Linked DNA regions of Mus musculus: region 1 is linked to region 2. A link is a contact called in ENCODE POLR2A ChIA-PET data. All regions are on one chromosome and are shown on one strand. The core of a region is the stretch at or near the end of the contact, and the rest is flanking DNA. Distances in the headings are between cores, read along the strand shown. Region 1 holds the start of Pard6b (par-6 family cell polarity regulator beta). Region 2 holds the start of Adnp (activity-dependent neuroprotective protein).

Region 1 (3,124 bases), core at 455-2,954, 130 kb after region 2:
CAAGAGCAGCGTACATTCATAAATGCAGTGCCATCTCTCTAACACCAACAGTCCTGTTATTATTACACAGACCTGTGTTTCAATCTAGTTCCTATCTGATATATAAATTCCTCCCACTCCTCCATTAAGACTGTGTCTGGCACTCTCTAGTTCTAGTCTCAATAGTTAGAGGAGATTACAAACAAAACAACAAAGCAAAAAAACAAAAAGAAAACAAACAAACAAAAATCCCCCCAAATTAAAAGCAAATGTAGATCTGTGATTCTTAGTTACAGAACTTTGCTCTCAAGCCCAGGAACCACAAAGGCTCCAGGTAGCTTTCCTCACTCACCCCACTTCCCGGACCGACATTCCCCCAGGGGTCCCTTAACCACCACGCTTCTTATTTTTGCAGTGGGTGTTCGATACACCGCTCCTTCTGTGTGTCTAGCCACAATTTTGCTCTAAATTCTCACGGTCAGCAATGCCCTCTACCACCGTTTTACAAGTTGCTCAGTAAAAAGCCATCGGCAAGACCTGGTCCTACAGCCGAGTTTGGGGGAAGTCACACCCTTTAAAAGCAGGGTTTCTTATCATTTCAGAACTCTCCGAGAACCAGGCTACATAATCCTGCCCCTCCTGGCCGTTCAAAGTCAGGAGAAGCTTGGCGACATGTTCCGGTGGCTACGGATCACCTTCAGATTCCATCTGAAAAGCCCCTTTTGGAAGACGGCATTCTCCAGCTAATCCCCACGGGCTACTCTGCTCACCCGGCCTTGGGATTGAGGAATCCCACCGACACTGAAGTCACTAACAGAAGACTGGCAGATCCGCCAAGGGGGAAAGCATTCCGAATGAAGAGTCGGAATGAAAACAGCAGCGTCTCAAATTGTCAAGCGCAGCACCAGAGTAAGGCGATAGCGCTAATTTCATAGATTAGACGCATACCAAAGTTAGGGCTGGAAAAAGAGCTCTCCTCCACTCGATGTACCCCCGAGCCCCAATAAAAGGTTATACGAGAAGACAACAAGGTGTTCCGAAAGCCTCTGGCTCGTGCCCGGGGTGAAGGGATCCCCCAAAGTTATCCCATCACCTTGCACTGGAGCGATCCTCATCCCACCCTAAAAGCAAGGCGGGAATATGAAGGATAGAAAACAGGGGCTGTGCTGCGGAGCAGACGCAAACGCCTCACATCGCCGCGCTCCACCAAGTTTCTCTCCTACGTGCTTCGGCCAGCAGCTCGCCCTCCGCCCGCGTTCCCACAGGGGCAGCCGAGGTCCACCATCCCGCCACTCTGCGTCCTCACGGGGCAGCCCCGCGTCGACCATCCCACCGGCCCTCGCCCCCGTTGCCCCGCCCGGCCGCGCACCTTGCTCTTCACCTCCATGGTGCCCAGGCAGCCGCTGCTCGCCCCGTGCCGGTGGCCGCGGTTCATGCTGAGTGCCCGGCCGCCGGCGGCCTCGTCGGGGGCCGGCCCTCGGGAGCGCGGGCGGCGGGGCCGCGGAGCGCGGGCTCGGGACTCGAAGCGCCGCACGGCGCCTCGTCACGGCACCTGCTGAGGTCCTCCCCGCAGCGCAGTGCCGGCTGCTCCGCGGCGGCCTGAGGGTCGGACTGCCAGTGCAGCAGGCGGGGACACCGGTCCCTCCCAGCGAGGCTCGGGGGCGGCGGCGGCCGCGGCGGTGAGGAGAGGGCGGAGCACAGCCCTACAGCCGCCGCAGCCTCCCTTATCCGCTGCCTCCCCCGCGGACGCGCGCCCGCGCGCTCGTGCACCGAGCTGGGCCGCGGCCGCGGCACGTGCGCGCGCTCACCTGCAGCTTCGGCGCGCGGCTTGCGCTCCGCCCACACCCAATGGGAAGCGCGCACCTGCGCCCGCGGCGTCAGCCAATCGGCACGCAGCCTGCGGGGCTCGCGCGGCCCGTGGGCGGGCCTCGTGGTTGGGAAGCCCCGCCCACAGCCCTCGCGATTGGTCCTGCCTTGCGAGGGAGGGGCGGGATCACCTGAAGCTCTGGGGCCTCTCTGGATTGAGCCGGGGGAGCAGTAGGACGCATGCGCCGGCTGTAGAGTTTCCGCCCCGAGAAGGCGATGGGGAAGGCCGGCCGGAAGCGCGAGCGCACCTGGACTGCCGTTCAGGAGGGTGTGTATTTTGCGCATGCGCGCGAGCGTTTTCGCCGGCTGGGTCGGGTCGGGAGCGCCCGTATCTTTAACGCGCCCTAGTCACCTGCTTGGAATGTGTGTACAGCCGTTCCCTTGCCGTGATGATGTGGGGTGACTGGGCATCTGGGGCCCCTCTTCGGCCTGAGCCCCCCCCCATGCTGCGGCTTCTTGGCGGCCCCCTGAAACTATTGTGGAAAGAGTTTCAAGTTTTCCCGCCTCTGCAGCAGTCATTAGAGGGAGAAGCTTGGGGGTCGGGGGTGGGGGGATGTCTAGGCCTGGAAACTGCACTTTCGTCTCAATCAGCGCTTCTCAACCTGTGGGCTCTTGACCCCAGGACGACTCTTCCTCCGGGGTCACCTGAGACCTAAAACACAGATATTTACATTGCGATTCATAACAGTAGCAAAATTACAGTTAAGTAGCTAGGAAAATCATTTTATGGCTGGAGGTCATCAGAATGCGAGGTCACAGCATTAGGAAGGTTGAGAACCACTGCTCTAGATCTTCCCTGTCCCGAGGGTGCCCTGGGTATCAGGAGAGGACCAGGGAGCTGAGGCCTGCGATGGTCCCCACAGGCCCTGGCTCCCTGCGGGCCTCACCATCCGCCCTCTGAGGCTGAAGTCGTCTCTCTGTGGAGCAATTTCTTGCCCGTTTGTTGTTTGCACCAACGCCAGCCTCTGGGCTGTGTTCTGTTCCCCCAGTGACCGAGCTGTGTCCTGGGGTAACAACACCAATTCCTAATCTCTGAGCGCCCCACACTGAGGCTGCTGCCTCTCTCTCTGTTTTGTTTACCCATTGGTCTTGCTGGTGCTAGGAGAAAAGTGAAAGTCTCCCTCGACGACCCTCCTACCCCACAGAGGGCTGAAGAGCTAGCTGATCAGGGGCCTTCACTCCTGCCCACTCTCCCCTTGGACCACAGAATCTAACATCTTTCCGCTGTGATGGGGTTCAGCTTTTCTATTTTCCTTCGTGCACGTGCACTTGAAACAGC
Region 2 (3,508 bases), core at 100-2,599:
AGCACTGCTGCAATGCAGATGTTCTTCATACCTGTGCTATCACTGCATGAAACCCAGTGTCTGAGGAGAACAGTAGAGATGAATTCACACAGCCTGCCTGTCTTCTGCATTGTGTGCTTCCCCATCTCTACTCCTTGATGAAAGGCCTTAGCCTCAGCCCCACCTCCTTTTAAATAGTTTCTATTCCTTGTTTTACATTGTTGAGCTATTGATTAGGGGTTTAAATATATGTTCTAATAATTGCAAAAAATAAATGTTAGGTGGAAGTTTGTTCAACTTCCCAACCAAACCCTTAGACACTGAGCTGTCTGTATATATAGTCTGATTCTTTCAAAATTTGCAACTTTGTAGAGACCTCATGTTGGGGGAGGGGTGGCCAATCCTTCACAACTGCACTTGCTACTTTGTAGAGCTTTTAGCCATCCTTATCTACGGTAGGGTAACTACTGTTCCTTTAAAGTGGACCGAGGCTGTTGATGTTGACATGGTATGTTGGTTGGGGATGATCCAAAGTTACAAAGCCAACAGTGCAGGTGCTGTCACATACCAGAATTGTGGGTGAGTGCCAGACCGTTTTCATCCTTAGCCATTGACAATCCAATGGCCTCAACTCTACAAATCCCACTTTTTTTTTCCTTGAGTCAATGGTAAGTGGCCATCTGATGACTTGAAGGAATGACTTGAGTCCAAGGAACAGCAGAAGTGAAAAGCTGAGTCCCTGTCTATCCCATACCAGTTCACTAGAAGAGCTGACATGGCCTCAGAGCTGTGTCATCTCAAAAAATGGGAGGAACACGAGGGCATCACACCTCATTAAAGGCAGGAGGCAGCAGGCTCAACCCTTGGCTTTGCCTCCAGCTTGGGAGAGCTGACTCTGAGCACGTGGGCCTTGGGCAGCCCCAGGCGCCCTCCTGCCAGATGTAGTTCAGGCCCAGATGGGCCCGCGCAGGGATCCCCAGTGCAGCCACCTGACTGACTGTCGAGGCGTGCTGCGGCCCGCTACTTCTGCCTCCGCCGGCGGCGCTGCGGTCAGAGGAAGGCACCCAGGAGCGCAGTGCGGCCATTATCCACGGCGCCTCCTAGTGGGGCAATGGCAAAGCCTCCACGTTCTCGCGAGAGCTCCCCTCAGTGGGGATTATATAATCTCACCCAGGAGAGGCTGGGGGGGGCTGGGGCCACCCTGCCATAAGGAAAGTGGGTGTCGCCGCAGCCGAGGACCGAAGAGCTCTCCCTTGGGGGGGGGTCGCCGAGTAGGGGGTCCATGGCCCCCGCCCCCCCCCAGCTGGACAATGAGTCCTCTTATGCTAATGAGTCGCTTACGTCACTTCCGCTCTTTCTCGGCCGCCATTTTGGCTAGGGCAGGTTCGGGGACTTGCTCTGAGGCGCTTGTATTGTCTGCTGAGGGGAGACGCGGGACCAGCCCCCTCCCCCGCCCGCCGCCGCCGCCGCCACCCGTCCGGTCTACCCGCCGCCGCCGGGACCCATGAGCTGAGCGCCCGCCCGCCGCCATCTTGGCCCCCTCCCCCTCCAGCCGCGCTCGCTCGGGGGGGATTTGGCGTCGCCTCAGCCACAGCTCCCTCTCTCGGTCTCCGCCGCCGAGGAGCCGCGCGGCCGTCGCCGCCCGCCTGCCCGCCCGCGACGGTGAAGCCGCGGCCCCACGCCCTCCGCCGCCCTCCGCCCCTCCTTTGTCTGCACTGCCCGCGCCGCCGCCCGCCGCTCTGCTGCGCCCGCCGCGCCCCCCGGCAGCAGCCGCGGCCGCGGCTCGAGCCGGAGCCCGAGCGCGACGAGGCCCCGGGCGCGTCCTCGCCGCCATCGCCGTGCCGCCGTCCACCCGCCGCCGTGCTCTAGAGCACGCCGGCCCCGCGCACGCCTCGAGGCCGAGCCAAGGTAAGCCCCGCGGCCCTGCCCGCCGCCGATCCCGGGCGCGGTCATTGTGCTCGGCGTGCACACACCGCCTCGAACCCCAGTCGGCCGCAGCCCTCCTGCAGCCCGATCCCCTTCTCCGCCCCGCGGGGCTGCCGGCCGGCCACCATGGGCTTTTGCGGCTAGTGGCATCTTCCCGCACCCACCCCGCCCCCAGCCGAACCCCGCTCGCTCTCTCGTCCTCAGAACTAATCCCCTCCCGCCCTCCCCCAGTCCCCGGAACCAGCCTTCTGCCAGGTCTGCCCACCCTAGGCTTGGAAAGGGGGGAAAGGCCTGGGGGGCGGGGAGCGTGCATGGCAGAGGGTGAAAGTCTTTGCCTCCCCAACAACATGCCAGTTTCCCTCCCATCCTAACCACCACAGCCCCTCACCGGCCCTGCTTTCAATCTGGGCTACCTGGTCAGCACTCCCTCTTTAGAGCTTTCTGATCAACTTTGCAGTCAGAAAATGGAAATCCAGAAAGCCGCGGAAAGAATTTTTTTCGAATGCAATGAATGGGGAGTAGTTCTTTGAGCACCCTCTTATTCGCCTCTTCTTTCCTCTGAGCTGCCTGTCCTTCTCCTCCCTTCCCCACCCTACCCCCAACCTGGATGCCTGTCTGCTAGAAAAGGCGCGATTGCTTCTCTTCTTCTCTCCAAGAAGTCTAATACTCATTTTAGTCTCACTCCCTGCCACACACCCCAAGTGTCTTCTCAGTGTTCTTCCAGTCACCAGGTCCTCTGGACAGTTCTTGTCATAACCCCATTTCACAGACAAAGGCTTAGGAGGGAAAAAGAACCAAACTGTTTCCTGTGTTAGCCATTTTAATGCTGTCCAGCCCCAAACGCCCAGTTCCCATCCCTGATGCTTCTTGTGCCTGTATCTTGAACCTTCACAATGGGATGTGTGTCGGGGGGTGTCTCTTGGATAGCTTTGTGCAGTTTCTTTATAAATCTGCATTGTTGCTTCTGGTTTATGGTCATGGAGAAAATACCAGCCCCCACCCAAAAGGCACTGCAGCCAAGTCGGTTAAAGGCACTGAGTGTGGGAGTCAGTAGGGGGCGCATTCCCTGCACTGGGTAAGGCTGCAGAGGGGGGAAGGGCCCCAGAACTAGAACAGGATGTGCTAAACAGCGCCTTCTACAGACCATGGGAAAATGGGTCCAGCAAGACTTGCACTGGGTGAGCTGACAGCAACATGGCGAAGGATTAAGTGAGGCTAGAGAGATTTTATTTAAGAAAGCCACTTCTCCGTTTGGAAAGTTGTCTTTTTTTACTTTTTCAAACCTGTTCACCCTCAGACTTTGATTGCTGATCAGTCACCTTGGTGCACATCCTTGGGTCATAGGTTCCCTTTCTCAAGAATTCCTTCACCTTAAGGTTTGATGTGTTGACATCTCTTTCCTAGGCTAGGTGGTAAAGGGGGTTGTTTAAAACCTGAAAGTCACGGGCTTGGGAGATCAGGTCAATCCAAATCTCTCCGACTCTTTTGCGAGTGGAAAGTCATTCTTGAGAGGTTTTATGGGTTGGTGATTTTGACAGCCATGAAAGATGGGTGTCAGGATTTGCAAGGCTTTGTTGGTAAACATCAGGTCCCTATTGAGTTC

The links. ChIA-PET counts read pairs that join two places held with the same protein, here RNA polymerase II (POLR2A).
Region 1: POLR2A ChIA-PET joins it to region 2 with 21 read pairs in Patski. The contact joins the promoter of Pard6b here to the promoter of Adnp in region 2. POLR2A ChIA-PET finds 5 or more read pairs at or near these places in 4 of 5 experiments (Patski and embryonic stem cell).

What each region holds. Positions count from the first base shown.
Region 1 is chr2:168,079,584-168,082,707 of GRCm38, reverse strand. It overlaps Pard6b (par-6 family cell polarity regulator beta), which reads right to left and starts at 1,704. Exons shown (of 3, transcript NM_021409.2): 1 at 1,349-1,704. The coding sequence starts at 1,414. It overlaps Gm39990 (a long non-coding RNA gene), which reads left to right and starts at 1,982. Exons shown (of 2, transcript XR_867010.1): 1 at 1,982-2,208; 2 at 2,948-3,124.
Region 2 is chr2:168,204,953-168,208,460 of GRCm38, reverse strand. Adnp (activity-dependent neuroprotective protein) reads left to right here and starts at 1,349. Exons shown (of 4, transcript NM_009628.3): 1 at 1,349-1,887. All of the region lies in intron 9 of Gm20716 (predicted gene 20716), which reads left to right.